Linked DNA regions of Mus musculus: region 1 is linked to region 2. Evidence: chromatin loops called from intact Hi-C (ENCODE). Cell type or tissue: left cerebral cortex. All regions are shown on one strand. Links, peaks and the distances in the headings refer to the core of each region. The heading gives the core; the rest is flanking DNA.

The links. Peaks named below come from ENCODE experiments on the same cell type or tissue, not always from the same donor. Only the 100,000 strongest peaks of a DNase experiment are listed, where the experiment ranks them.
Region 1: it touches region 2 in a loop (2.5-fold over the local background); 12 of 42 quality-filtered maps call a loop at or near these places.

The regions. Positions count from the first base shown.
Region 1 is chr2:135,319,155-135,333,057 of GRCm38, forward strand. It overlaps Plcb1 (phospholipase C, beta 1), which reads left to right. Exons shown (of 32, transcript NM_001145830.1): 13 at 3,456-3,540; 14 at 6,469-6,646; 15 at 11,146-11,213. Among named protein-coding and RNA genes, the nearest start is that of 4930545L23Rik, 110 kb to the left of the region's middle. In left cerebral cortex, for the core only: CTCF peaks have their summits at 5,006 (motif pointing left), 9,856 (motif pointing left), 10,057 and 11,267 (motif pointing left); DNase peaks (open chromatin) are centred at 4,986, 9,821 and 11,246; H3K4me3 peaks cover 308 bases.
Region 2 is chr2:135,003,173-135,019,431 of GRCm38, forward strand. The region is part of intron 3 of Plcb1 (phospholipase C, beta 1); the gene reads left to right. Among named protein-coding and RNA genes, the nearest start is that of Gm39941, 94 kb to the left of the region's middle. In left cerebral cortex, for the core only: CTCF peaks have their summits at 4,181 (motif pointing left) and 4,929 (motif pointing right); a DNase peak (open chromatin) is centred at 7,395; H3K27ac peaks cover 1,330 bases.

The sequences.
Region 1 (13,903 bases), core at 4,979-12,978, 320 kb after region 2:
CAACTTGGGTTAGAAGTAACCGATTTTCTAACTATATTTCTAGTTTGTTCTCAGGACTGTAACATTCACCACTCTGCATTCTGTGTCATTGCAATCATTTCATCCTATGAATGATGAAATCCCAATACATGGGTTTCCTAACACCCCTGAGGGACATGGAAGAGACCGGAATCTACCCCATTCCTTGCTATGTCTCCTCACCCTGCAGTGACTGCATTTCACACCTGGTTTGCTACAACAGCTCAGATTTTGAGCTGTTGACTTTGGGGGAGTCTTTCCCTTCCTTGTCTATCTCATTTTCCCTTGGCTTCAGCAGCCCCTGTCCATCCTGTTCAGGCAGGGTGTTTTTCAGATTTGTCGACGGTGCCTTGCTTATGTTTTCTTATTTTCTTAAAGAAGTATGTCTACTTAAAGCAGACAAAAACCAAGAACTGCTGTTCCATTTTGCATTGTCTCACTTGCTACAAAGTAAACTCTCCCTTGAAGTAGGCAGAGAGGCCACACCCATAATCACCACAACATAGAAAAGGTTACATTTACTGAATATGTATTTTGCACCAAACACTGTTCCCTATATGTTAGCCTTTTGTGCAACCCTTGCTATAAACCCTATTGTTCCCCAAAGGAACGGGGTCATCCTTGTCTTTCAGGTAAAGAACCTGAATCCTAAGTGAGCATTTAGCATGCTTGAGGCTATGCAGCTGAGGTGTGACTCAAACCAAGCTAGCCTGGCCTTAGAATACAGAATATGAACCAACACACACACACAAACTGACCTATTTGGCAGATGCTTTGTGGATATTTTAATATGTTTAGAAATATCTGCTGTGGCTTGAAGCACGTAATATATTTGTGAATTTCATCCCTTTAATTTTAATTACCATGGTGGCTGATGTTGATACTTTAAAAACTTTGCCTTGTCTTTATTCATTAACTGCAGTCTTAATGTCATTTATTTCTGTGGGTCTGACCTACAATTAAAGTCTCTTTAATTTCCGCGTGCGTGCGCGCACGTGTGTGTGTGTGTGTGTGTGTGTGTGTGTGTGTGTGTTCACTTTTCTCCCTGTTCTATTAAAAGAACACTGTGTGAGAACATGAGCAACCTGGTAAGTGAATTTCACATTTCACTTATTTCTTGGATACCTACATCTTCCTCTCCTTGTATTCACACAGACTTCTTTCTCAAAGCCATTCTCGGACCAACAGCATATGTTCTCTGGAAACTTCTTAGAAATACCTGCATGTTTGCCCTATAGATTCTAAGTATGAGTCTGCAGTTTACTGATGCTCCAGGTGATCAGAATGGCACATGTATGTGGCTCACTAGTTGCTCTTATCAGGATTACCTTACAGCTTTGCTCAAAATGCAGGCTCTCTGTGTTGTTCCCGTGTTCTTTAATGCAGCCTAGAACAGTGCCCAGCACAGATGCTCTGTTCTCAGCTGCAGCCAAGAGCAGGCTGACCTGGCAGACTTCCTGTGTAAGTTACCACTGGCAAAAGTCATCTACCCCATCAACCACTCCCTGCCTGCCCCAAAGGTCCCATCTATATAGTTTCTAATGAATTGTCCTTAAAGTGCAACCTCCAGTATGATTCAGGATTTAGTCAAGGGTTGGTCATCCCTTTCTCACACTTCTGAGAGTCGTCATCCTCTTCTCTTAGGGCTATGTAAACCATGCAGTAAAGTCCTGCTCAAGCAAGACAGGGAACAGTGTAGAAGTGTAAGGCTTTGCTGTGGACATGATCCCAGTGGAGGCAGGAGGATTGCAAGTTTGAAGCCAGCCTGGGATACACACAGTGTGAAGTAAGCTTTAGTTACATAAGAAGATTTTGTCTCTGGAGAAAGATCTCAAATTGTTGCGTTGGGCTTTGCAAATTCTTGGAATCTTTCCTTTAACTTCCCCGCAGTTCCAAGAAGATAATAACTTTGAGAGTTGACACCTGAACCCCAAAAGCTCACCTGACCATAGAGCACACAATTCATTTTTGTTAGAGACAGCTATAATGAGCACTTTCCTCCTGCACTGAAGCAGAGCTTCAGTCTAAGTGTCCCTTCCCAGAAAACAGTGTGTTCCAGGCTTCCCCTTCAGGGAAGGAGTCAAAATACAAATTACAGCCCCTAATCTTTATGATTTAAGGTAAAACACCATCATTTGCATCATAGTTACTAAGTCTTCTCTTTACTACATTTTTTTTTTTTTTTTTTGCTTGTCATTGCAATATAACCAGGGGAAGTTCGGACCCTCAGTTTGTAGATCGTAAACCCAACCCAGCAGTACTGGGTGCTGTGTAATGATGTTTATCATTGCACAAGATGAGAAAACTGGGTTTTTAATTGCATCTGAAAAGGTCAAGGGAAACAGGAGTGCTGAAAGCATTCAGATGTTCCCTCTAACAGCATCTTTACAAGGGCTGGAGGTACAGTTTCTGGGCTAACCGCAGACCAGGCGTCTCCTCTCCATGAGATCACTTTATATACCTCTCGCTCGTGTAGTTCTTCAAAGGCATTTGCAACTGTTACTCTGTTGTATCTTCTCAGCATCCTTTGTCTGGTTCCAAAAGCAGTTAAAATCCTTCTCCTTGTACAGTTTCAAAGCAGTTCAGAGCCAGAAGCTCACCTCAGAAAACCCTGAACTCTTGCTCCTGTCAGACCAGTTTCCTCCTGGCAGCCACCTGGGTTACTCCCTGCTTTGCTCTACTCTTTCTGCACAGAAAAGTTGCTGACAAGCAAATCTGAGCATAGAGGTGTGTGTGTGCCTGTCATCCTGGCGCCCAGGGTATTGAGGCAGGGGGTTCTCAACCATCAGGCCACCCTAGACTGCACAGTGAGGCCATGTCTCAAAACACAGGGAAGAAAAGAGTTGGAGACAGCCTTTGCCAACCCTGCTGTATCCTTCCAGCATCGCCCATGTGTGCACGCACACACACACACACACACACACACACACACACACACACACACACACACTTCTGCATGGTTTCCTAGACATATGAAGCTCCCTCTCTCCATCTATTCTCCTCTCTTTCTTTCTCACTCTTCTTTCCCCTCTTGATTCCTTATAAATAATCTGTTTCTGCTTTCTGTTGCTGTGATACATTTTATCCAAGAATTTACATGGAGCCACAAAAATATTCCAACCCCAGGAGCCTTGCAGTTGACATAGAACCAGGCAATCCAACAAAAGGAACAAAGTTTTTAACTCTAGAAATCTCATGAATCTGGAGACAGGGACATGATGTGTTGTGTCCTTGTCTGGGTTGTGTACGGTGACCTTAAAAATAGCCCTGCACAGCCACCCTGCCTCCTGCCCGTGTGTGAGTGTGTGGGTACTTGTGATGTTTAGGAAAGAGCTTCATAACAATGGAAACTGATTCTGACTGACTTCTTTCTGTGCTAGTAATACAAAGGACACCTCTCTGAATAAACCCCATAATTTCTTTCTTTTTGCTCTTAGCCCGAAGCAACAAGCCAAGATGGCCGAGTATTGCCGATTAATCTTTGGTGATGCCCTCCTGATGGAACCACTGGAAAAATACCCAGTAAGTAGCTGCACTCTGCTCCCTTGAAGGAGAACATTTATCAGTTACAGCTGGGGAGATATGTCCTCTCTGTAGATATATGATCAGCGAGATCTGAGCTGACTGGTGTCAGAAAATATGTGTCTGTTTCCTTTTCTTTATCCAGCCTTATCCCTCCTCTGCTTAAAGTGACACCATTAGTGTTTGTGAACAAATGTCTATTAACCCCCAAATAAGTTACTGAGGACAAGCCAAAGTAGTAATTCCACCAAAGTCTAATTTGGTACCAGGGAGTTACTTATAGGAATATGGATGAAAGGTTGTTGACAGTGGTGTGAATAACTCAAAGGTAACTACATAATCCAAAAGCCCACTTCAGCATGGGCATCAACTCATGGATGCTATATCCCTGGTGCTCCCTGCCTGACAAGTCAGCAGCTAGACCGGTTGAACAGTCCTCTCCCGATTCACACCCCACCCCACCCCACCCCAAGCAGTCCATACTGCTGGTATAATTAGGGAAAGAGGCCTTGAGAAGCTTGTAGGTTTCAGGAACTTCCTGAGTGTGTGAGATTTGTTGACTTCCCTTACTTCCGGAACATCATCAGCCTCCCTCTTTCCCTCTAGGAGAGAATGTTTCAGTTGTCAGTCAAGATTACAAAGTCCTCAGCAGTGAGAGTCAGCTCATAAAAGACAGTCCAAGAGGAGATAGCACTCTGTAAATACCACCATCTCCCCCCACCCCCCAATGGATCTTTGTCACACCCTTTGGAAGTGAATGCAAAATGTGGCAATACTGGTTCCTAAGCCTGTTTCTGCCACCTGCTGTCCACCACCTACATTTACCTTTGAGAAAACACTCAACTTCAGTTGCATCCATGAACCGATGAAATGCCCCAACTCTCCCCATGGGTATCCAGCAAAGAATAAATAGTCACTAAATACTATTTAAGCCTCTCTCTTATTGCTTATTTTTCCTTTAAACAAGATATTGGGGAGCTGAGTAAATCTGATTCCCTAATGGACAGTTGTGAGCCCTGCCCAGGGTGTCTGGCTGCTTGAACAGAGGATTGTCGGCCAAGTAGCCCCTCGTTAGCAGCCAGCTGGCCTGCCCTTATGGCAGCCTGACAGCCCTGAGCATTATATGCCTGCCTTGAGGGAGCTGTGCTGAAACTGCAGCTTCTTGCTGCCAAAGCAAAACGATTCTCGCTACCTCTGTGTTAAACAGCAGGCACCAGACTTCTCGCCATCACCAGCCTCAGCGACCTCTGAACAGCCATATTCACCCACGGCAGAGGGGAGCACAGTTCCTGGTGGCCCAGCAGAAATTTGTGGTTAGCGCAAGCACAGTACTTAATTGGTGTGGGGAATTCTGCAATGCAATGGGTTTCGGACACACCTGCCACGCCCCCTTCACCACTGTAGAATGGAAGCAAGCTGTTTAACTGTGACTCCACAGAGAGATGGCCTTCAGTGCTGCCCCCTGGTGTTGCAGCATGAGCAGTCCATAAGACAATTCTCTAGCCTGCTGTTCTCTTAAGGCTGAACTGGGGATAGGAAGAGGAGCTGGTAGGAGCAGCAGCAGAGTAGCACCAGATGACACTGGGATTCCAAAGAGTGACCAAGGTGAGGAACAAAGGTGCTGGACGAATAATGAACTGTAAAGAACAGGGAAGGGAAACTGGGCCGTATTTAATAGAAATCGTTACAAAGAAAGCTAAGCCTTAAGTTCCCAGGATCGAGACCTATAATACTAGGATTTTAGGTGCTCTGGGTCCTTACACCCTAAGCTCTTTCAGGAGATAGAGCACAAGCAGGCAATAGTGCCTTGCTGCTGATCACTGCTGCAGGAAGCAGAGGATCATGACAGCTGCCCAGTTCCAGACTACTGGTGGCTAAAGCTCAGACTGAAAGCCTGTCACCATGTCACCATACATCTTTAGCTTCTTAAGCCTAGAGCAGTAGAAGCCTGGCTCTCTGTGCTTGAAGCTATATAAGACATGGAGCATACGAACTCCAGGTCCCAGGCTCAGGTCCTCAGGGGGCCCAGCTTAGAACAAGGGAAGATCTTCTCTTCATCTCCCTGGGACTCCTGAGTAAGAGGACCCTGCCCAGTGGATGGGTAGCAGCCCCATCCCTGTTCATAAAGGCAAAGAGCAGCCAGAACCTAAAGAAGCCTCTTCTTCCTGGACACTTTGGCCCAGTATCTGCATATTTTCAAGTGAGTTCATACTGGTCCCCAGACTCATGGCAAGCAAAGGATAGAGGGCCAGCTTGTGGGACTTCAAAGGCCTCTCTAAAAATAAGCCTGTCTTGTGTCTTGCACATGCTCCCTGATACAGTAACTTATAACCTTCTCATGGGAAGTTGATTTCCCAGTATATGGACAAACTTGCAACAGTGAAGTAAGGCTCAGTAAGACAGCTCAGATCTAGGGGCAAGAGGAAAATCTGAAATTATGTCTGATTTGGCTGATGCTAAAAGCCCACCCGAAACCAACACAAGATGTTGCTGCCCCTAACGCTTTGTCTGAAACAGTGACTTATTTGGAAACTTTTACCCAACTTCAACAATTCTTTCTGTCCAATGTTTGGCCTTTTCCCAAAGACTCAGGTCAGAGATGATTTATGTATCTGCAGTAAAATGATTGGACTTGCAGGGCCCGTCAGAAAATGCCTGAGAGTCCAAGGTCAGACCATTAAATCTACCTGTACATTTCCGTGGCCTCATTTTTTTTTTTTTTTGTAGTTTCATTGTAGAAAATGAGTTAGGTCATTTAAAAGCATCTTTTATTTAAAACAAATGCAGGGCACAATTAGAATGCTTTCGTGAACTATGCTGAATATAGTAGATGCCAATCTAGAGGCTGTGCTATCCAAAGCAGTGGGATTAGAGAGGTGCCTGGAAGGAAGGACAGTATTTTTAAAGGCTGTGCTTTCTTTTAAATAGCTGGAATCTGGGGTACCTCTTCCAAGCCCTATGGATTTAATGTATAAAATCTTGGTGAAAAACAAGAAGAAGTCGCACAAGTCGTCAGAGGGAAGTGGTAAGAAGAAGCTTTCAGAGCAAGCTTCCAACACCTACAGCGACTCCTCCAGTGTGTTCGAGCCTTCGTCTCCAGGAGCTGGTGAGTGAGGGGCTGCCAGGCTCAGGATGGGTGGATTCGCAGATCTGCTGCTCTGAAATTGGCCTAGAAGGGCTTTCAGCTTTCAGCTTTCTCTCTTTGGATGGTTTATGTTGTGTTGCTTTTCGGTGGCACTCTTAACCACAAATTCTGTAGGTCGAAAGGTTTCTGAGAAAGCTTCTGGAATAAACCGAAGATGTCTTTCGGGAAGCTCTTAGGAAGGATTTTTCAAGCCCTAGAGGCCACTCACACCCACCGGCTCACAGGTCCCCCTCCCTCCAGCTTCCAAGCTAGTCATGTTGTTGTATCTCTATAGTCCTTCCTCTGTGGTCACTTTACTCTCTGACCACCACTTGAAACTCTTGTCAGCTCATAGCCTCAAGTTATCGGTTAGGCCCACTGAGAGATTTCAAGGCAGTCTCCTGCCTCAGCCTGATGTCAGATAAGGAGTCAGCTCATCTTTGGGTAGGTATTACACTGGCTTTCACGTGAGGCAAATCTGCTTTTCAGCAGAGTCTTGCTTCTAAACTTCATCATCGACCACATCAGCAGAAGGGAAGACAAGAGATTGGCAGACTTCTAATGCAATCATTGATGGGTTCTGGGCTTTGCAGTTCTCCCCTGTGTTATAAAGCACTTAAAAAAAAAAGAGTGAAGTGACAAATGACTTGCATTGTTTATGAAAGGGATTGGCATTTTTTTCTTTCACATTAGTTTGAAACTGACCACTTGTGAGACAAAAATTCAAAGGCCATTGGATTTCTTTGGGTTATTTGCCATTGAGCCTAATTTATTCCCCCTTACCCAGAATCCTGACAATTGCAGAGAGACAGAGAGAGAGAGAGAGACAGAGAGAGACAAAGGGAGACAGAGACACAGAGACAGAGACAGACAGAGAGAGAGACGGAGAGAGAACAGAGGATGGGAGGATAGAGGAAGAAAGCCAGGAAAGGAAAAGGGGGATGGAAAGACAGAATAAAGATACTTAATATATCAACCAAAACTAAACACATGCACTTCCCCTGCCCAGTTCTATTCCTAGGGAGAGAGCTAACAAGAAATGGGAAATGGGTAGTGATATTTATCAAGAGATGGAAAAATTGCTATAAGCAATATTATTAAAAATATCCAAACACTGGCAGCAAGCAATCCATCAGCTGATTGCAAATCATGGTTTAGTCATACAAAGGAATAATGTATATAATGAGAGTGATTTACAGCTATCCACAGAAGCATAACTGACTGTGAACACAGAATCCAACAACAACAACAAAAAAAGTATACTATCTAGCTCCATCTGTATGAGTATAAAAAGCAAACAAAACCAAGATAAGCTGTTAGAAGTCAGGGTAACCGCTAGCCTTAGACAGAACTAGAAGGAAATCTAGTTTCTTCTGGACTCTAGACCAGACTTCTGGACCAGTCTATTTTCTTTATATTTTGAAAATCCATGTATTGCTCATATGTCATGCATTTCCCCATGCCTATCACACATAAATTAAAAGATTTTTAAACAATTGGAATGTTAAAATATAAAGTGGGGCAATCAGAACATGAACGTGGCCAGCTTAGTTGGTTGGTTGCTTGCTTGTCTGGTTGGGAATTTGGGTCTGTCTTGTTTGAGCCTCTACTGTGCTCTGACCTTTTGCAGACTAGGCAAGTGTCCTACCTCTCTGCTGAGTGTGTCACACCTGCAAGCCCTGACTAGGCCTGGTTTACCTTTTGTCTTATTGTCTGTCTCACTTGTCAACTGCTCTTATTATTTAAATTGACACCCTAAGGTACAGACAGTATATAAGTCTCTCAGAAGGTCTATTCCCCTCCATGGTTCACAGATATGTTTTTTTTTTCAAATATCATGACATCATTCTGATTTCCTTTTGAAAATTTTTTCTCAGTATGATGTGAGGATGATCGATCATCAGAAGTCTCTTCCTTTCCAACCTGTCCTAATGTGCCTTCCTTTGCACGTGGGTGCTTGTGGGTATTTGCGCCATCTGCTTTTATCTAATCCCATTTCTCTCTCCCATTAACCAGATACATAACTCTAATAATAATGATTTCTACAGGCAGTGAACACAATTGCTTAATACAGAGAAAAAGCAGCAATCTGTTAGCAATTCTGTAGGTTCCCTAAGCTAGCCAGGAGTGAGTCGTGTGCAATCGGTATTTATTGCCATGTAGTTTTGGAGTCTTTAGTACGTAAGTAGGCCCCAGAATAAAGAGTTCTGATAATTTATCATTTGGTTTGTGGATGTTCCCAGTACCAGGAACAAACACATAACATGGATCTTATTTTAAAGCTAAGTCAGTCTGTTGCCTGGATGCCTCTTCTGGGAGCCAACCCTTAGCCAGCACACTTTCCAGAATGAACAAGGGTCAAGTAAGATACCACTTTTGGGTGTTGTTAGTGTTGCTTTTAAAAAGGGTATTATTTTTTTATGGTTCAAATAGATTTCTCCAGGGTCCTCTCAAAGTCTTATAAGAGAAGCCCCTTAGGTATGTACAGCCTCTGTGGTGACTTAATACATAAAAGACAGATCAGTATGGTTTTGTTTTTCTTTGTTAAGCTTGCCAAAGGAAGAAAAAAAAAAAAACAGGTCTTTGCTTTCACAGTAGAGGCAGACGAAGTTTTTTTCTTCCTCATACAACCCAAGTTACAGCCTGAACGTGTATTTGAAATGGTAATTGGACAATTGTTTTGTTACATGAGTCATTTTGTAGAATGTTCCAGCAATCATCTTTTCATGTTGCTTGATTAAAGAACACATCCTTCATTAAAAATAATAATAATACAAAGAAGTACTTCAGGAAATAAAATGAATATGAAATATTAAGTAGCAACCCCCTAAAACAACGCATCTGTTATACAGCAGGGTGCATTTTTAAGCAAGTATATGGGGTTCGAATAATTATTAAGTCAGCACCATTAAGGACTTATGTGGCCCTTTGTAACAGGCCATCCAGTTATTGGTCACAGAAGTCTTTCTCCTCTATAGAAGTTTGGTGCCTACTTTCCTCACTACCATCCAGTAATTGATTGACCTCTGTCCCTCACATGAAAACACAGAGTTGCTTCTTGGAAGGTAGTTCTGTGGGCACTGTGTCATCCATGCTGCAGAGTGTGGCCAACTTTTTAGAAGGCCCCTCTGGGAGCAGGTACCAGGCACTCAGTTCTGCCTCAGCAATGAGCTCATCCTGCCATCTACTGGAATATTTGTGCTATTGCAGTGGAAAAAACTGAAGGAGGGGAGGGTGATTGAAAGAAAACCGACTGTGGCTGCTTTCCTTTTCCCTTGAAACTATTTTTACACGACTGAAAGAGTTTGAAGTATAGGGGAAATTAGTACTTAATACTAATGTGATATTTTGAATAAATTATCCATTAACTCTAGGCAGAAGGGTAGAATCAACCAATTGCAATGACTGGCTAAATGTGACGCTAAAGTAAGTCAGATTAGCATAGATTTTTAAGTGTAGTGATTTTAAAGCTTAATTTTCTATTTTTATTGCTTTTCAATGTTTTTTCTTCTTGCATTAGATTATTTCATCTTGCCCTTTTAAAAAAAAGAATGATATCATTTAAAAAAATCTTTATTGGTTCCTTGAGAATTCCCTACAAAATAGTGCTTACCCCCAACAATTCCCAGATCCACTCTCCTTTCTCCATCCTTCCAACGGGGTGTTCCATTTCTTTGTTTGTTTTAAATTCTTCAGTACCAACTTGTGCTGCCCAAATATTCTTGCATGTGCAGCCTTCTGCTGGAACACGATCAACTTACCAGGGGATTAAACTCTCATAGAAAATGGACTGTCTGTCTTCCAGAAGTCATTAATTGCCAATAGCTCCTCCTTTAAGGGTGACACTTCATGCTCCCCTCCCTTCCCCATGTTTAGATTTTTGTCTGGCTGCCACAGCTACTGTGAGTTCACAAGACACCGTAGTTATCCACTGTCTCAGGCTCTCACACTCTTAGAGCCGAAGAATGCTGTCATGTTTATGATTGTAGATTATTTAGATATGATGATTGACCTGCACTTGGCAGTTCTCAAGTCTTTGTGTGTGCTACCATTTCCCCGCAGTTTCTGATTTCATTCATAAACTTCTTCAACCGCTGTGAAGTCATTTTATTGGAGAAGGTTGGTCCCTGAGTCCCTGAGCTGTGTGCTGGCCAGGGGTTACTTCAAAGGGGCATGACTGAGGACTGGACAGAAAAACAAATGAAAGCAGGGCTTGTCTCTGTTAAGGTCATGGAGATTGACATCCACGAGAGAACATGTACATTATAGTAAGAAGCACAGAGAGAAGTTTCGTCTAAATGTCAAGTTAAGTCTCTGTTACTAAGAAAATGTAAATCTTTGGGGAAAGAAAACAGCAACTTTAAAAGGAGCAGAATGTCAGCCTTCCGAGTGCATGCCCTGAACAAAGTTGGCAGTGTGCTTTTGCGAACTCTTTGAACTTTCAAATACTGAAATTGTGATCTGTGATTAAAATTTGACAGGGGAAGCAGATACGGAGAGTGATGACGATGACGACGACGATGACTGTAAAAAGTCTTCCATGGATGAGGTGAGTTACGGATATCTTACGATTCTCTTCTGCCATCTAGTGGGCAAAAGAGATAGGCACAGGACATTGGATTACCAACTCCATTCCCCATCCCCACGACCAAGGCAATTAAATGATTTGTCCAATGGTCTGAAATCCAGAGAGAGTATAGGGTTTGAAGGAGTGTTCAGAAATGTGACCGTGATTCCATTGTCTTGATTTTGTATCAACTGAAGTGATGTCTTGATATTAGCTCTCTAAAGGATGCTGCCAGCTCAAAGTAATAACTGCCCAGAACTCAAACAAATCAGTGATAGTTCAATGAGGACTTCAGGATTTTCTTTCAGTCAATATCACAAAATTTATACGGTCTCTGCATTCAAATATGTTCTTAGAGGCTTTGGCTCTGTACTGGCAGCCTTATAGTAAATAAAAGCAACTCTTCTCTTTTAAATATTCATTTGTTTACTGAGGTGTTTGCTAACTTGGTTTTGTGACAGGATGCTATCATTAGGCAGCCCTGTCTGACCTGACTTAACTTTGTAGCTCAGGCTAGCCTCAAACTTAAAATCCTCCTGCTTCAATATCTAGAATGCTTGGAGTACAGATGTGTATTAACTACAGATAGCTCAATAAGCATTTTGTTGTTTGTTTGTTTGTTTGTTTGTTTTTGAGACAGGATTTCTCTGTGTAGCCCTGATTGTCCTGGAACTAGCTCTATAGACCGAGGTTGGCTTGAAACTCAGAGATCTGCCTGCCTCTGCCTCCTAAGTGCTGGGATTAAAGGTGTGTACTACAACTGCCCAGCTTAATAAACTATTCTTATTTGGCACCCTTTTCCTTATGAATGAGTCTCACTGGGTAGCCTAGGATGGTCTCAAACTCCCGGGATAAAGCAGTCTCTCCATCTCAGCCTCCGTGTAGCTGAAACCACACCTGGGAACCGCGGTGTCCAGCTTCATTTAAAATGTGCTTTTTATGTCCCCACTAAATTTCCTCTTGATTTCTAAGAGGAGCACGGCTGTAATAACTGAGGCTCCATCTGTCTGAGAGTGGCTTCAGGGTACACTTGGATCATTCCAGAATTGCCTATTTTTAAATGAATATTTCCCAGTTGGCATTTAACCAGAATGTTTCTCCTAGAGTTTTCACAAAGAAACCTCATCTCTATGCATTTTTCTCTGCTAAACTAAAAAATGAGAAAATATGAGACCCATCTCTAGAGGCCAGTCTTGTGCAAGTAACGACTGCGGGTTTCCTTTATTAAAACTCGTATTATAGCATATGTAATTGCAGATAGCATCTAAATTAATGCAAGATCTCACTATTTGCCAAGCACGGTTCCAAGCTCACTCCTCCCCCTTTCTTTCTTCTTTCCTCCCCCCATGCCCTCTTTTTTGAGACAAGTTTTTCTCTGTGTAACCCTGGCTGTCCTAGACTCAAACTCAGAGATCTGTCTGCCTGCCTCTATCTCCTGAACGCTGGGATTAAAGACAAGCACTACAACACCCAGTTTCTTTTTAATCCTACTTGTAATAATTATAAAACTTGACATGCTATAGGGCTGATTTATATTTCTAATTTTGCTGGTGATTAAACAGCAGGTAATTTACTTGTCCATAGTGGAGCAGCTTCTGACCAGCGGGCTTTGGATTTAATATCAGATGGCTTTGTTCTGGGACCTAAACCACTATATTGCTGTCATACAGCACACCCTTACACACAGGAACCAATGAGGGAGGGGGAATGTTTATCACAAACTAGAGGAATTGTTTGCAGAGCCCCACTGTCCTTACCCAAGGCACCTTTGTTTAATTATCTCTTTTTCAGGCCATACAGTGTTTACCTACATGATAACCATTACTGTCAAATGAGTTCTTTATTTCCTGACTGTAGACTTCCTCTGTGTTCTCTGCTATACAGGACAGCAGTTCCTGTGGGCATCACCTTATTAGCACAAATTTTCATTCCTGATACCTGGTGTATCAGAAGAGGGCTGAGGCCCTGCATCCCTATAAAACAACTCTTCTCAATCTTCTTAACACAACGACCCTTTTATACAGTTGCTCATGTGGCGACCCCCAGCCATAAAATTATTTTTGCCACTACTTCATAACTATAATTTTGCTACTCTTATGAATCTTAATGTAAGTATCTGCATTTCCTGATGCTCTTAGGTGACCCCTGTGAAAAGGTCAGTTGACCACAAAGGTGTTGCAACTCACATGTTGAGAACCACCCTGCCATCTCTCACATTCATAAAGTAGCCATACAGTGAGCATTCATAATCTGAAAATCTAGAGCTGGGCGTGGTGGTGCACACCTTTAGTCCCACCACTCGGGAGGCAGAGGCAGGTGGATTTCTGAGTTCAAGGCCAGCCTGGTCTACAGAGTGAGTTCCAGGACAGCCAGGGCTATACAGAGAAACCCTGTCTCGAAAAAACAAACAAACAAACAAAAACAAAAAAGAAGAAGAAGAAGAAGAAGAAGAAGAAGAAGAAGAAGAAGAAGAAGAAGAAGAAGAAGAAGAAGAAGAAGAAGAAGAAGAAGAAGAAGAAGAAAATCTAGAGTCTAAAGTGCTCAAAACCTCAAAACTTTGAAAGGCTGAGCTGACCCCACATGGAAAATTGTACACCATGATTTTTTAAAAAATTGTAATGTACTGGTTTCAATACTCAGCATTAGAAAAAAATTAAGCAGCAAGTATAACA
Region 2 (16,259 bases), core at 3,562-11,561:
GGCAAACGGTGCTCAAGTGTGTGTTTCTGTCACCTGAGTCGGCACAGTGGGCACCACAGTCACGATAAGTACTTTTGCGTACCCATCAGGTTTTGCCTCAGATAATAATCTATTGATCTCAAATTATAAAATATTTATTATTCATTTTCTTTTGTACAGTTAGAAAATACTCTTTGTCATCTTTGATGTTATTAGAAATTCTGAAGCCAGTGTCTGAATTAATCTCTTTTGATATTATTTCCATTGACGGTAGCACAGGCCGTGCAATCATTTAACTTGAAATTGATTGAGTTTTGCCCATTTTCATCAAGATCGAGATCTCTCTTCTTATTTCTCCTCTCACGCATATAATTCATTTGCCATGACAAATTTATTTCCTACCTAAATAGGTACTTGTTAGTTAATTTCCATAAAAAATGTTTCCATAGCATAACCCACTAGAGAAAACTCAGTTTCTTTGTGTATCTGTGTATCCATTAGGAAGCTTTTTAATAGGCAAGTGTGTTGCAAGTTTATTAAAATTAACCAATTTCCTGAGGAGTTATGCTATTAGTATTCATCTGGGTCCTTTTAATTATACTTACTCTCATCTTTAGGGCTTTCTGTGTACTTGACTCCAATCCCATGGCTGGGAATGATGCTCATTTCACTCATGTCCTCTTCCCTCTTCTTCAGGTCCATTTCATAATCTGATGCTCTCACCACACATGTCTGCAAGAATAAGAGGTAATAGACACACATACACACACACACACACACACACACACACACACACACACACACGCACACACACATACACACACACACATACACACACACACATACACACACATACACACACACATACACACACACACATACACACACACATACACACACACACATACACACACACATACACACACACACACACACACACACACATACACACACACACACACACACACACACACACACACACACACACACACACACACACAGAGTTTATAGAGTTCTAGACCTCTGGGGTCAGGTAATACAAAATCTGTCTTTTCCTAGTGATCTGTGATGGCAGGTTCTTTCAAAATATATAAAATGTGTCCTTGTCATTCTTATAAGATTATGTGCCACAACAGTTTCTACTGTTTTATTTTTTTAAATGTTTTTATATGTCTAGTGATTTGCCTGCATGTGTGTGTGCGTGGGCGTGCGTGTGTGTGTGTTTGTGTATACAACATATGTGTATCTTGGATCCACTGAGGCCAGAAGTGGGCATTGAATTCCTTGGGACTGGAAATATAGATGACTGGAAACTGCCATGTGGGTAGTGGGAATTGAATTGGTGTCCTCTGAAACAGCAGTCAGTGCTCTTGGATAGTTAGGTATCTCTCCAGCCCCCTCTGCTCTGTTAATATATCCTCAAAATATCTCCAAGAAAACAAGAGAATCATGACATCGTTCTTTTTCCTTTTGTTAAGCTATGCTGAGGAGCTGCTCTCTGGTGGTTTTTGTTGTTGTTTGATTTTTTTTAATTTATTTTTTTGCTTGTTTGTTTTTAGATCAGCCTCCTGTGGAGAGTCTTCTCTGTTGCTTCTCCTGCTCACCCTTCCTTACTTCACAACTTACTTCCTCCCTCTTTCTTCCTTCCTTTCTTCCTTCCTTCCTTCCTTTCTTTCTTTCTTTCTTTCTTTCTTTCTTTCTTTCTTTCTTTCTTTCTTTCTTTCTTTCTTCCTTCCTTCCTTCCTTCCTTCCTTCCTTCCTTCCTTCCTTCCTTTCCTTCCTCCCTCCCTCCCTCCCTCCCTCCCTCCCTCTCTCTCTCTCCCTCCCTCTCTCTCTCTCTCTCTTTTTCTCTCTTTCTTACTTTTTTTTTTGACAGAAACACACTATGTAGCTCTGGCTGTCTTGGAATTCACTTTGTAAACCAGGCTGGCCCCAAACTCCCAGAGATTCACCTGCCTCTGCCTTGCAGTGCTGAGATGAGAGACGTGCCCCATACCTAGCTGCTGCCTGTGTCTTGTAAGGCTGAAACTGAAACACAGTGCCTTCCTTTACATAGGCAGGGGTCCAATTTCAGGATAAATTCCTGGAATTGTTTGTTTTACTAACATTTCCTTCACAGATTTTCAGTTTTTTCCTTTTTTTTTAAACTCCTAATTTTATTTTTAATGTCACCTTTTCACAAAATGACCTTAATAGTACAAGTTTTTCTGTGATAGTCTTAAAAACTTTTAGCCTCCCAAGGTGAGGGTTGGGAATACACACCATACACACACACACACACACACACACACACACACACACACACACGGATGGATTTAATCAAGAATTCCAATGTCAACCTAGCTATCTTGTCCCCCAATATTAGTAGTAATAAAATGTTTGTGGTGGAAATGGATGCTCACAGTCAGCTATTGGATGGATCACAGGGCCCCCAATGGAGGAGCTAGAGAAAGTACCCAAAGAGCTAAAGGGATCTGCAACCCTATAGGTGGAACAACATTATGAACTAACCAGTACCCCTGAGCTCTTGACTCTAGCTGCATATGTATCAAAAGATGGCCTAGTCAGCCATCACTGGGAAGAGAGGCCCCTTGGTCTTGCAAACTTTATATGCCCCAGTACAGGGGAACGCCAAGGCCAAAAATTGGGAGTGGGTGGGTAGGGGAGTAGTGGCAAGGGTATGGAGGACATTTGGGATAGCATTGGAAATGTAAATGAGGAAAATACCTAATAAAATTTTTTTAAAAAGAGAATGTTTGTGGTGATGGTGGTGTTTATCTTTTTCTTTTTTTAATTCTCTGTACATTTCTGTGCCCTGACATCATGCAGTGTAATTGTTTAAAGCTCTGAAGCTTATGTGACACATCTAAACAAACTCTAAAACTCACTTGAGTTTTGGGTTTTAAAAGCTTTTTATTCAGTGATCCAAAAAAGATTGGTGGGAATTAGCAAATGGTTTATTTCTAATGGACATACAGAAGTAGGAGACACACTAAGCAGATGAAGTGATATACCAAACATGTGTTGTATTTGTGAAATTCAGGTTTATCTTGGCATGCTGTCGTTCATCTGGTCACCCATTCTAGAGACAGCCCCATGTACCCTCTGCAGTAATGGAGGACCACTGACTGCTATGCCTGAGACCAAATGTGCTTTACCCTGCAAAGTGGGTAGGGAAACATGTCGTAAAGGGACCCCTGTTACTGAATGGTCACAGAGTCCTGAAATGTTGTCGTGTGTGTGCAAAGGAGAGGCTGCTTTTCCGGTTATACTGAGCATTGGGTGCAGGTTTTCAATGGTGGGCTCTTCTGTTGGTATTATAAGACCTTACAGATCCAGGAATATGACCATAAAATGTGCTTGTACTGTCATATCTCAAGTGGGAAACAGGCTACATAGAAAATAATGCACTTTCATAACACATTCAAGACAACTAGAAAGGGGTGGGCCATGTGGTTTGGGCTTATAAGATCCCAGTTATTGAGAAGCATGAGAGTTCAAAGACACTCTGGGTTCTATAGCAAACACACACACACACACACACACACTCACACATACATATGTGAATATATATATGTATATATATATATTCATTCTCAACAATGGACTAGTCAATGCTGTTGGAGCTACCTAGTGTACTATCATGATTCTCAAATACAATAAGGACTTTAAAAAATATATGAAATTTTATATACAACCACACATATATAAACTATTATAAAGACAAGAAACATAAGTCTGAATTTTGGAGTTTGGCAACCTCTACAGATTACTTGCTTTTCAGCCAGGGCCTAATCAATGTTGAAGACCCTTTGGAAACTGAGCCTCAATGTTGTGCACGTGAGGAGGCATTGAGGTCAGGAGTTAAGGTGACACTCTGAAGACAAGTTTGACAAAGGACAGCAGTCTTGGACTAAAAATAAAGAGAAGGAAGGACAAGACTAAACACAGTTCTCTAGAGTTCTAGTCCTTTCTCGGTAGAACACATGCAGTTTTCTGGGGCACTGAAGTTGTTTTGAAGAAGACCGCCATAGGAGCTGCCTCCAGATTGTTCAAGCTCCAGTCAGACCTTCCTGGAAGTCTACTTAGGCCCTTCAGGAAGGTCAAGCTATCAAGATTAGCACCCAGCACTCCCACCCTGCCTCAGTTAATTGCCTTGTGCTATGGATGGTTCTGGAGCAAGTGCTGCCCTCTTCAGGCAGGCTGAGGAATTCTGCTCCATCTCAGTTTCTATTACAGATGCACAGCATTTTCCCTCTGGGGGTTTTGTTTTGTTTTTGTTTTTGTTTTTGTTTTTTTTTTCAATTTTTTATTAGATATTTTCTTCATTTGCATTTCAGATGCTATCCTGAAAGTCCCCTATACCCTCACCTGCCCTGCTCCCCTACCCACCCACTCCTACTTCTTGGCCCTGGCATTCTCCTGTACTGGGGCATATAAAGTTTGCAAGACCAAGGGGCCTCTCTTCCCAATGATGACCGACTAGGCCATCCTCTGCTACATATGCAGCTAGAGATGCGAACTCTGGGGGTACTGGTTAGTTCATATTGTTGTTCCACCTATAGGGTTGCAGACCCCTTCAGCTCCTTGGGTACTTTCTCTAGCTCCTCCATTGGAGGCTCTGTGTTCCATGCAATAGATGATGACTTATGAGCATCCACTTCTGTATTTGCTAGGCACTGGCATAGCCTCACAAGAGAGAGCTATATCAGGTTCCTGTCAGCAAAGTCTTTCTGGCATATGCAGTAGTGTCTGGGTTGGTGGTTGTTTATGGGATGTGTTTGATGCATTTTCTCCTATGCAGCACTTGGTTTCATTTGAATTTATCCTATTTTCTGTTGCATATGAAGGAAGAATAGTTATTTTGTACTTTTTTTAAAAAAAGATTTATTTATTATTGTATGTAAGTACACTGTAGCTGTCTTCAGACACACCACAAGAGGGAGTCAGATCTTGTTACAGATGGTTGTGAGCCACCATGTGGTTGCTGGGATTTGAACTCTGAAACTTCAGAAGAGCAGTCAGGTGCTCTTACCCACTGAGCGATCTCACCAGCCCTATTTTGTACTTTTTAACTTTTCCGTAGTTATGTTATAGTTTTGTTGTTGTTGTTGTTCCATTTTGCTTTGGTTTTATGTTTTGCAACAGACTCACACTCCAGCCCAGGTTGGGCTGACACTATTTTAAAGTACTCTTCCTTACCTTACGAGTTTTGGAATAACAAATCTTAGCTTTCAGTCATTTACTCTTCCATTTTATTTTATTTTATTTTATTATTATTATTATTATTATTATTATTATTATTTTTTTTTTTTGGTTTTTCGAGACAGGGTTTCTCTGTTTAGCCCTGGCTGTCCTGGAACTCACTTTGTAGACCAGGCTGGCCTCGGACTCAGAAATCTGCGTGCCTCTGCCTCCCGAGTGCTAGGATTAAAGGCGTGTGCCACCACGCCTGGCTCTACACTTCCATTTTAGATTAATTATTTTATTTATTTACATTCCAAATGTTGCTTCCCTTCCTGGTTCCTCCTCAATTTCGCCACCCCATCCCCCTTCCCTTTGCTTATAAGAGGGTGCTTCCTCTCCCACCCACCCACTCCCACCTCACCATGCCAGCATGTTGATACCCCCCTTTCCTGGGGCATCAAGGTCCTATGGAATTAAGTACACCCTTTCACACTGAGGCCAGACAAGCCAGTCCTCTGCTACATATGTAGCAGGGGCCACAGACCAGCCCATGTCTGAACTTTGGTTGATGGCTTAGTCTCTAGGAGCTCAGAGGATCCATTTGATAGTTGATACTGTTAGTTGATACTGTAGTTCTTCCTATGGGGTTACAATCCCCTTAAGCTCCTCCAGTCCTTTCCCTAACTCTTCCATAGGGGTTCCTAACTTCAGTCCAGTGGTTGACCTGTAAGTATCTGCATCCGTCTCAGTCAGCTGCTGGTAGAGCCTATCAGAGAACAGTCATGCTAGGCTCCTGTCTGAAAGCACAACATGGCATCAATAATAGTGTCAGGGTCTAGGACCTGCTCGTGGGATGGATTCTAAGTAAATCTGGTCTCTGAATGGCCTTTCTTTCAGTCTTCATTCCATTTTTGTCCCTGCATTTACTTTAGACAGGAACAATCCTGGGCCAAAAATTTTGAAGATGGACAGGTGGTCACATGCCTCAAATGGGGGCCATGAGTTTCTACTGGAGGTGGCATTTTTAGGTTTGGCTAAGGTCATCCCCATTATGTCCTGGGAGTTTCTCACTTTCATGGTGTCTGGGACTTTCTATAGGTCCCCTCTGCCCCACCTCACCCTGCTGCATATTTCTTTTTCTCTTACATTTACATCCTCAATCAGGTTTTTTCCCTGTTGTATGTTATGAGGTCTGAATCTTACATATTATTTTTAGAATTTCTATTTCTTTGTTCCAATTCTATTGACAATTTTAAAAGTGTGTGTGTGTGTGTGTGTGTGTGTGTGTGTGTGTGTGTGTGTGTGTGATGGGATAGGGTGGGTCAGAGTACAAACTTGTCTAATTAGTTTTTTCCTTTCTTCTTCATTTACATGGGATCGAACTCATGTTTCAGGTTTATAAGGCCAGGGCCTCTACCCCACTGAGCGCTGTCAGCTCCCAGCACTGCTTTGAATTCTGTATTTTAAAATATAATTGGATCCTTTTAAGTTTACTATTCTTTTATCCCAGTGCGAGCTACTGAGAAGTCTGTCTTTTGGACGAGTCTAAAACTTCACCTTTTCCCTGTGAGTTAGGAGCTACTGCTGTCTTATGCCCAGTTTTGGCTGTGCCTGGGTCTGATTCTCTGCTATTTCATTGCTCTGTCTGTCTTTGAATGTTTGCTAGAAAAACTTAAGGTATATTCATATTCCTCAGTGTGAAAGAGGATTACTATTAAAGAATGCCAAGAATATTAGTACCTTTTTACTAAGTTTTACTTTCAATACTATTTTCCTCACTTAATATCTGGGCCTATACAATACATTTTCTTTAAGGGATATATATATATCCCTTAAAGGTTACATATTATATGTATATGTGTTATATAGCATATATTATACATATTATATAATGTAATATTTATTATATATAATGTGTGTTTTAAAGCTACAAATGCAGTTTTATTCATTTACAAAAATTAATTTTACTAGTTTTACTGTTTTCAACTGCTTTGGAAATGTAAAACAAGTTCATTCCTACTTCAGCAAGTAACATAGTCTTATAGATTTAACCACAAAGACCAGAAAATAAAAACAAAAAGAAAAGTTTGTCTTATAAATTCAACTTCTGGAAAATCTGTGCCATCGCGGAGCTATTCATTGTATAATTTGGAGTGCATTTTGTGTAAAAATAACCTGTGTGCATTATTCATGTTGGCAGGCCCTTTAAATAGCCATAAAGCATGTGGGAGCGGATTGCATCTGCCCTGTGCTTTTTACGTCTGTCAATTCTAGGAGATGGGAATCTTGCATAATCCCAGAAGTTTTCTTATGTTCTGAACTGCTCGTGGCGTTTCATAGATGTATCTTGGCCGCATTATGCGGGTCAAAATGCCCCATTTCTTGATTGGACTCTGATCTAAGGAGGATAAGAACTGTCATTTTTACCTAATCACTGGGGAAAGTTGCAGCCTGAGTGAGACTCCACTTATGTGAGTGCCTGAAGGATCAGCTTTCTGCCTGTCGTTTGTGCTGCCGTCTTTGTGACAGTGGTCACCAGGTTTATCACCCTTCTATTATTTATTATACTGGAGACACAAATACTAAAATACATATTTAAATATGTTAGCTCCCTTGAGCAGAAGTGTTCTTTAGGCATTTAATATTTGTCATTTTGGTGGCATTGAGGATTAGACCAAACCTTAAATCTTTGGGGAGTGTTCTTTGCCACATAGTATCTCTAGCCCTTTTGCTTTCCAGAGGGTATCTAGTTAAATTGCACAGGCTGGCCTTGAACTCACTATGTAGCCCAGTAGAGCTTCAAACTTGAAGTCTTGTTGCCTCAGCGCCAACATTACAGGCTTCACTAACAGAATCTTCTATTTATTCTTTTCCAGATTTCTGTATGAATTTCAGAACCATTATTGTTCTTAATACTCTTGGAATTTTATTGGTATTTAAAATTTAGCACACAATGATAACCATTTTTGTCATTAGCATAATGATTATTTCTGTCCAGATGGACAGCATGACTTTATTTTCCTTCATGCTGTCTTTATAGCTTTTAAAATGTCTTAAAGTATTCATCATATACATAGATTATATCCCAAATACTATCCCACATGTATAGTATTCTAAATAAAACTTCTATCCATAGTTTGAACATCCTTTAATGAAATGTGTGTGTGTGTGTGTAATATATACACACATATGTCACTATGCACCTTATTTATTGAATCTTCATAATATTTTAGACTGTCTTTCTAATAGGAATGCAATCCAAGTGTCTCTGATGGTGGTTCCTCCTTATTGCTAAATATGGCATCTGTATTTTATAGCTTTGTGATTTTTATTTGTTTGTTTGCCTTGAATCAGAGCCTTACCCTTTAGCCCAGGATTGTCAATGTAGCCTGTTGTATTCACTATGTAGCCCAGGCTGATCTATAATTCACTATGTAGCCCACACTGACCTCAAATGTATCCTCCTCTCTCAGTCTCTCGGGTTCTGATATTACAAGCATGGGCGACCACAACCAGGCTTGGTATTTTCTTTGTTTTGGAACTTAATTTTACATACTTTGACAACTTGGTAAAATTCTTATCCATGTGTATTTTCTTAAGAATTAATCAATATTGCATGTAATTATATGTTATGAGAAGTCAAATTTGTGATTGGATCTAATTCAGTTAAAAGCATAGTGAACATCTTCCATAAAAAGATCTTGCAGTTAGTGTCATATAATATTAAAGAATAAATAAGAGGAAGTGCTGCTGTTAGTGGTCCTTACACATGAAACAAAAGAGCAGGAGGAAATATAAGAAACAATGTAATATGATGTAAGTATAGTGAATTCCAGCAATGAAACATAGAAGTGATTTAGAAGATGTTAAAATTTGTTTTATAAGATAATAAGTTTGCCCAGTGAGCTGTGCATTGGATTGGCTAAATTAGAAGATGGTCATGGCCGGGAGTGGTGGTGCACGCCTTTAATCCTAGCGCTCTCGGGAGGTAGAGACAGGCAGATTTCTGAATTTGAGGCCAGCCTGGTCTACAAAGTGAGTTCCAGGACAGCCAGGGCTATACAGAGAAACCCTGTCTCGAAAAACCAAAAACCAAAAAAAAAAAAAAAAAAAAAAAAAAAAAAAAAGAAGATGGTCATGGCATCACCATGTGGCATTTCAATGTAGTGATTGTTGTCCAGAAACCAACCTGTATATGAACATAAGTGATGTCTGGTGAGACACACAGGTGATCGAGAATCAAAGAGAAGATTAATTTTATTCAACACCTAGAATGGCTTTGCCTGTCAACATCCAGTACCCTCGGATGTTAACCCAGCCAGGAAGGGGGTTTAGTGGAATCTATTCATGTCTTATGTAAAATTTGAATGCCCGGCCTACTAGACACCAAGACCGTTCTTGCTTTTTCATTGAGAAGGATGACTTATGCATAATTTCCTTTGTGCCATAAACATTGCCTATGTTAGTTAAAGTAGCTTTTCAAAAGTCTTTTTAGGGCTCATGTGTAGCTGTTTACATATCTAAAATATTTTTCTTATTTACCAGTAAAATATGTGACAGAGATTTTGTTTTCTTTCTTTGTAGGCAGGTTATATTATCAAGAATATTGACAGCTAACTCGCACTGAAAGCAATGGGTGGTATTGTGAATTTTTGGAATGAATCCCTGTGGTGTGAGTTTTTTTATTTTAGAGTTTGGACCACATATTTGCATATCTATATCAAAAGTCAGAGATGCTCAGTTTTCTATTATGTGCAATCACTAATACATCCATTCTGACATTTTCCCCAATGTTTCCTTCCATATCTAGTTGCTGACATGAAAATATGAGATTAAAAAGCAGTAAGGTAAAGGCTGAAAGAAATAGTTTCCAAGGTTATTTTACTTTTCTCTCATTTACCTTGAAAAACACAAACAAACATGCTCCTCGAGTAGCTAATACAGTGGGGGAGATAGCAGTTTTCTAGTGCAGCATAGAATTAAAGGGTGCATTATATCAAAAGGGTCTGTGGTCTAGTACAGTGCTGTATGGTTTGAAGTTTCTATGAAAATATTAAAATCCTTTAAACATTCCATTTTCAGAAATATTATGGACAGAGTTATCTAAATTATATCTTCATCCTTTACAACCTAGATTGAGTACAGATTGTATATTTTTGAAACATGATTCAGGCACTTAAAATGACATTTATTAGTAATTATGACTGCTTTGAGTTACAAATAATATACCAAAACCTGTTTCTTGAAGATTTTTGTGGTTCAATTACATATTTTTGGAAAGCTGTATATTTTCCTCAAATTCTGATCCCTGGCAGCTCTGTATTTATTCTCTGAAATGTGGAAATATTCTCTTAGTAGACAAGGAATGTTCAAATCATGAGTTGTCAGTGTTTAGTGCTCATGCTAGAGGGTAGAACTTAGAGTTCTTCACAAGCTGCAACAGCTATCCTGAGACTTGGGGACGTGAAGTCACAAATATTTGCAGTACTGATGAGCTATGAGTACTTCTACATCAGGCCCAGCTCCTGTGTGTCTACTGAGCTGTGAGTTGAAGAAGTTGCTCCTCTGATTTTGGGCTGGGATCTCTTGGGATCTGTTTTGGGGTCAGCTAGCTCAAGGCAGGTCAAGAATTGCCTCTACTGCTCTGTAAGTGATCCACATTCCTTTATAATTGACCCAGCCCAATCATGTTCTTGCGGGGAAAGAAGATAAAACACTAAGGTCTCTTAAGGTGCCTCCATCCAAAAAGGTACTCCATCAATTATGCAGCATTCTCAATGCCAAGGCACGTTTCTAGTTTGCCTTAGATTGGAGGGGCAAAATAGATTACCCGGTAGTACAAAGACTCACCAAATCACAGTGATGAAATGACTGGATAATATGAAAAGTGGGAGTTGAGGCTATTTTTGCAGTTAATCTTTTTCTTCCAGAAGATGGCTTCCACAAAGTTAGAGCCACCTAGAACCTGGGCCTCCAGTAGCCAGAAACATTTGCATTTGTATCTTTGCTATTAATAGTGTCAGTTCACAAAGCCAGATGTCCAAAACTGTTATAGAATTTAGAATCATATAAATTAAACTCACCATTACTATTTTTCGATATTATAATTTTCAACTATTTATTTATTTATATATCTATTTATTCATTTATTTGTGTGTGTTCATATACTACAAAAATCATGTGGAAATCACAAGGCAACTTGTAGAAGTCTGTTCTTTCTTTTCACCATGTGGGTCACAGAGATCAACTTAGAAAATAATCACTGCCTGCTGCGGCTGCTCCTGCTGCAGCAGATTGTTGTTGTTGTTGTTGTTGTTGTTGTTGTTGTTGTTGTTGTCGTCTATGATCTCAGTATTATTTTTAACTATTTTACCTAATTGTTGGAATGCTCCATAATGGTGGGCCATTCATATCTCCACCTCAGAAAGCAATCCCTTAAAGTGTGCCTGGTCATGCTGAGTACTTGGAACTGAAAGCCATTGGAAGGCCACAGAAAGCTAATTCTCTTTCTGACCTCTTATCCTTTCTCCTGCTACGTTGTCTAAGAATCTTAGAATTGTTCTTCCTCAAGGGAAACACTAATCCCTCACTGAAAAGCACAGTATGGAGATGCCCAGGTAGATATGATAAAGGCTAAAGGTGATAGCTTCCTGCATGGGACTCTGAGACCTATAAGGGGCATTGGGTTCAAATTGAGGAAACACATGGACTATAGGTAGAAGACAGTGAATCAGCACTGGCTCATTAGTTGTGAAAATTGTGTCCTGTGGATATAAGACACTTATAGCAAAGCTCGGTGTGCTATGGAGCCTTTGTGAATGAACAGGTTTATGAAAACCTGAAATGGATGCTCTAAGCCAGTGGTTGTCAATCTTCTTTATGCCACTATTCTTTAATACAGTTTCTCATGTTGTGGTGACCCCAAATATAACACTATTTCATTGCTACTTCATAACTGTGATTTTGCTACTGTTATGAATAATATCTGTGTAAATATCTGTGTTTTCTGATGGTCTTAGGCAACCCCTGTGAAAGGGTCTTTAACCCCCAAGGAGGTTATGACTCACAGATTGAGAACCACAGCTCTGAGCCATTGAAAATTATGAATTACAATACCTTGCATCTTTGGACCAGGTTTCTTACGTTTAAAATCAGATGCTTGGTTTTATTATACTGCTTGGTTGAAAGTGATGATCCTGCATGTGAATCTGGAGGTGAGTGAACGCGGCACTTTCTTGGAATGGTGATTCTTAGCTTTGTGTAATGTTACACCCCTAGGCTTATTAGCATTTTTTCTAAGTAGCTGAAATCACACTGTTAAAAAGTCAACTGTTAAAAGAGTCTATTTTCAGCCGTGCCACTACCCAGCTGTGACATGTGAGACAAATTACCTCACATTCGTCATTCTGTCTGCTGATGCCACACACATCGCTGCCTGTTCAAGACACTGAAGAGTTGTGGATATCTAGCTATCTAGCAATATGGTATTTTTGTTTTTCTACTGTTGATAGTCATGTAGTTTCATTACTAATTTTCATGATTCGTGTTCTAGTTTGATTAAAGACTCCAAATATAAGCTATATTATTTTGATTTACTATCAAAAAATCTAGTTATGAGTATTTTTCTACAGTGTTGGGTACTGAAAAGATTCTGAATGTTTTTTAGAGTCAAGTAGCATTTTAGTGATACATACATTGATGGAGAGAGATCACTGGCACACCCAGTTGCTATAAGGTCCCAGTAAATCAGCAGAAGCCATAAGAATACATGGGTATGATGGTTGACCTGTGAAGCAAGGCATATCAGGACTCTTGCAGGACTAGGAAGTAGTTTCCTGTGATAGCATTCAGCTGTCTACATGTAAAGATTCTTGCCACAATTATGGACCGCACAGAATTGAATAGACTGCTGGGAGTTTGCCATGTTTCAGGCTTTGTATGGCATATGTCACAATGTAGATAGACATACATATAGAGATCACAGCCCCCTGTGAATATTAAACTTAAGAACCCAATTCCATATCTTGTAGGACAGGCAGATATGAATTCGACCATATGGATCTTCAAGGCTATTAAGGAAGACATTGGCAATAAGGAATATATACATGAATAGTCATTTAAGAGAGTGATAGAGCTATGAGAAAGATAATGCTGAGGAATAGGAGAGAGGGTGATGGAAGATGTTTTTGACCTAGTGCATTCCTATTTATGTCAAAGGCAAAAGATGGATCTATTCACTTGACATCTACAAATAATAGAATTAATAAGCCAATAATTTGACATAAATTCTTATTACTTTTCTGTGTCTGACTATTTTCATTTGTTTAGATAGATTTCAACTTTGTGGTATGACAAGTAGGCCCCAGAATTATAAAAATAAACTTCTGTTACTTTAAGCCACTGAGTGGGTGGCAGTCTCACAACAGCCACGAGAAGACCATGCTATATATGATTTTAGTATTCTTCCTCATGCTTCCTGCCAAGAACACATGTACAGGCATATAATTGCCAAGTCAATGAATTCTGTGTTGATTAGGGCCAAGTATTTTTGTAAAAGAATTCCCTTAATTTATACTTCAGTAAGAGTAGGAAATCGATCAGATCAGGTTTTATACATCCTTACCCAAAGTTTGCAATTTATACCTTTCTGGTGGATGTGCTATAGTGACATAGGGCAGCCTGTTTACTCCTTTTACTAGCATGTTTGTAATTAAAATATATACAGTGTATTTAACTTTATTGAATTTGGTGTGTATTCTGTGACCACTTATGTATCAATTTATGAACAGTCTACCTTTATTTAGTTACTGATTTTTAAGGTTAACTCTGCGTGCAGGTGTGTACATACATGCATGTGCATGTGTAAAGGAATGCAGGTGCTAAAGGTAACCAGAAGTATTTTATCTTTTGGAGCTAGAGTTACAGGTGGTTGTGAGCCAGCCACCTTGGCTACTGGGAACAGAACTTGGACCATCTCTCCAGTTCTACTTCAAGTTATTATAATTTTAAAAGTTGTAATGACACACAGTTTACCAAACATAGGAAATCAGCCAAGGAATCTATTAACTTACCTGCTGATCCTGGAGTCACTAATTTCAGAGATGCTCCAAGGTTGCTCTAGCTGAGTATGGAAGGATTGACAGAGAAGGTATTTGTTACCAGTGCCTCTCTGCAAAAGATGCCATCCATACAGTTCAACTCTAGAACTTTCATTTGTTGTGGTTACATATTTTGCATCTTTCAGTTTTTAAAACCTTTCCCTGTCTTCAATCAGATATAAAAACTCAAAATGTAGAACAACTGAATGGCATCCTGTGACCTCCACAAGTGTCGCCTCTGATGTAGCTTGTCACCAGCTGTAGCTTTCTAAACTGAATGTCATTAAACTACCGTCAAATAGTTTGTAATATGATTGATATGTTGGTATCTCTTTGTCCAGAAAGATTGTTACCCTTTAATCAGTGCTGAAAAAAGTGAGTAACATTTTCAACTACCACAAAGGTAAGTAGCTACATGAGACAGAAAAAGAATCATTTTTCACAGAAAAGTAGGTTGGGAGAACATGAGTAGGAAACAAAAACAAAATCTTTTTTTTTTTTTTCAGAAGAGTCTTTTTTCCTCAGTCTTCATTAGTAAGGGATAAATGCTGATTTTTTTTTAGTTACTAAAATCAAATATTATTACAATAATGTCTACAAGAATACACTGAGAATAAAGTTACAAGCAAATTCAATGTATTTTCCCCAAGCCATCTGTGAATTAATATCTAGAAGTCATCAAATCTGCCTAAACAAATGAGGAATGAGTTGTGAAAAGCATACAGTTTTCACAGTGCATGGACTTAAAATGGTGAGGGGAATGGAGAGAAAGTAACAGAGAAAAAAATATCTAAAGAAACAGCAATCAAGGAGAAGTAGTGTTATCTCAGCCCCTTGCCCAGCATTTCAAACAATTCTAGCCAAAGAACTTTCTACACCACTGTAAATGTTCTTTGTCTATGTAGCTCAGCAGTCACTAGTTGCCTATTGCACAGAGCTTCTGACACCTGACACCTGTGATCAAGGAAGTGAGTTTCTACTGGCAACTTCAGCTTTCCTACTTCACATCTGGCCTTGTGCAAGGGCCACCCGCATCAGCTGGGAGTTCATTAGCACTGCAGAATCTTGACTCTTACCCAAATGTACTGACTCAAAATGTGCATTTTGACAACATCTCCTGGCAAAGTGATGTGCTCCTGAAAGCTGGAGAAACCCTGCCCTCCAGCAATGTTCATCTGCTAATTAATCACCCATTCAGAGACACTGGGGATCCTGCTTTTATTGTGGAGGAGTAAACTTTAGCAATGCATTCAGCTTTTTGATACTGAAGAATATTCGCTACAAGAGTCACATAGCATTTCCACAGCTGGAAATTTAAATTTAAAAAAGATTTAAATCTTTTCCAGTGGAGGGCATAGCGGCTTGTGTTGCTTGTTGACCTGTTGCTTCCTTCACAGGGGATCAAATACACCTTTTTACATGGTACACATTGCTGTCTGGCTTTGGGGAACATCTGGAGTTGAATTCATGTCTGACTGTGTTTCTCTGTAGTGAATCATGAAGGGTTTGGATGGATGCCAGGTTTCATTCTTAAGGCCAGGACTTTAAGAGTTACCCTTATAAAGTTTTGAAAACTAAAAGCCAAAAGCTAAAGAAACAGAAATCAAAGAATTCCTGTGTTTTCTGAGACCATTGCCCCCAGTATTTCAGTGAACTGTCATAAATGCTGGAACTAGAAAGTGCCTTGATGGACTGGGGGTTGTATGAGAACTACAGCATAGTTCCTGCTTAACAAGCGCTCACCTTAGAGTTAAACACGTAGATACAGTTCAATTTAATAAGTCATAATAAAAATGCCCCTGAACTCATGGGCAGTCCAATTGTAATGAGATTCTTTAATTGACTTGAAATTTAATTCTTATCCTCTGATCCCAATGGGGTCACTTATACTTTGCAAGGAGACAGGATGTCTGAGCAGAAACTCTCGTGGTAAAAAATATCAGTATGTCAAATTCTCTAAGCCCATTTCCTACTAGTGAATGGTAATACCTGCAG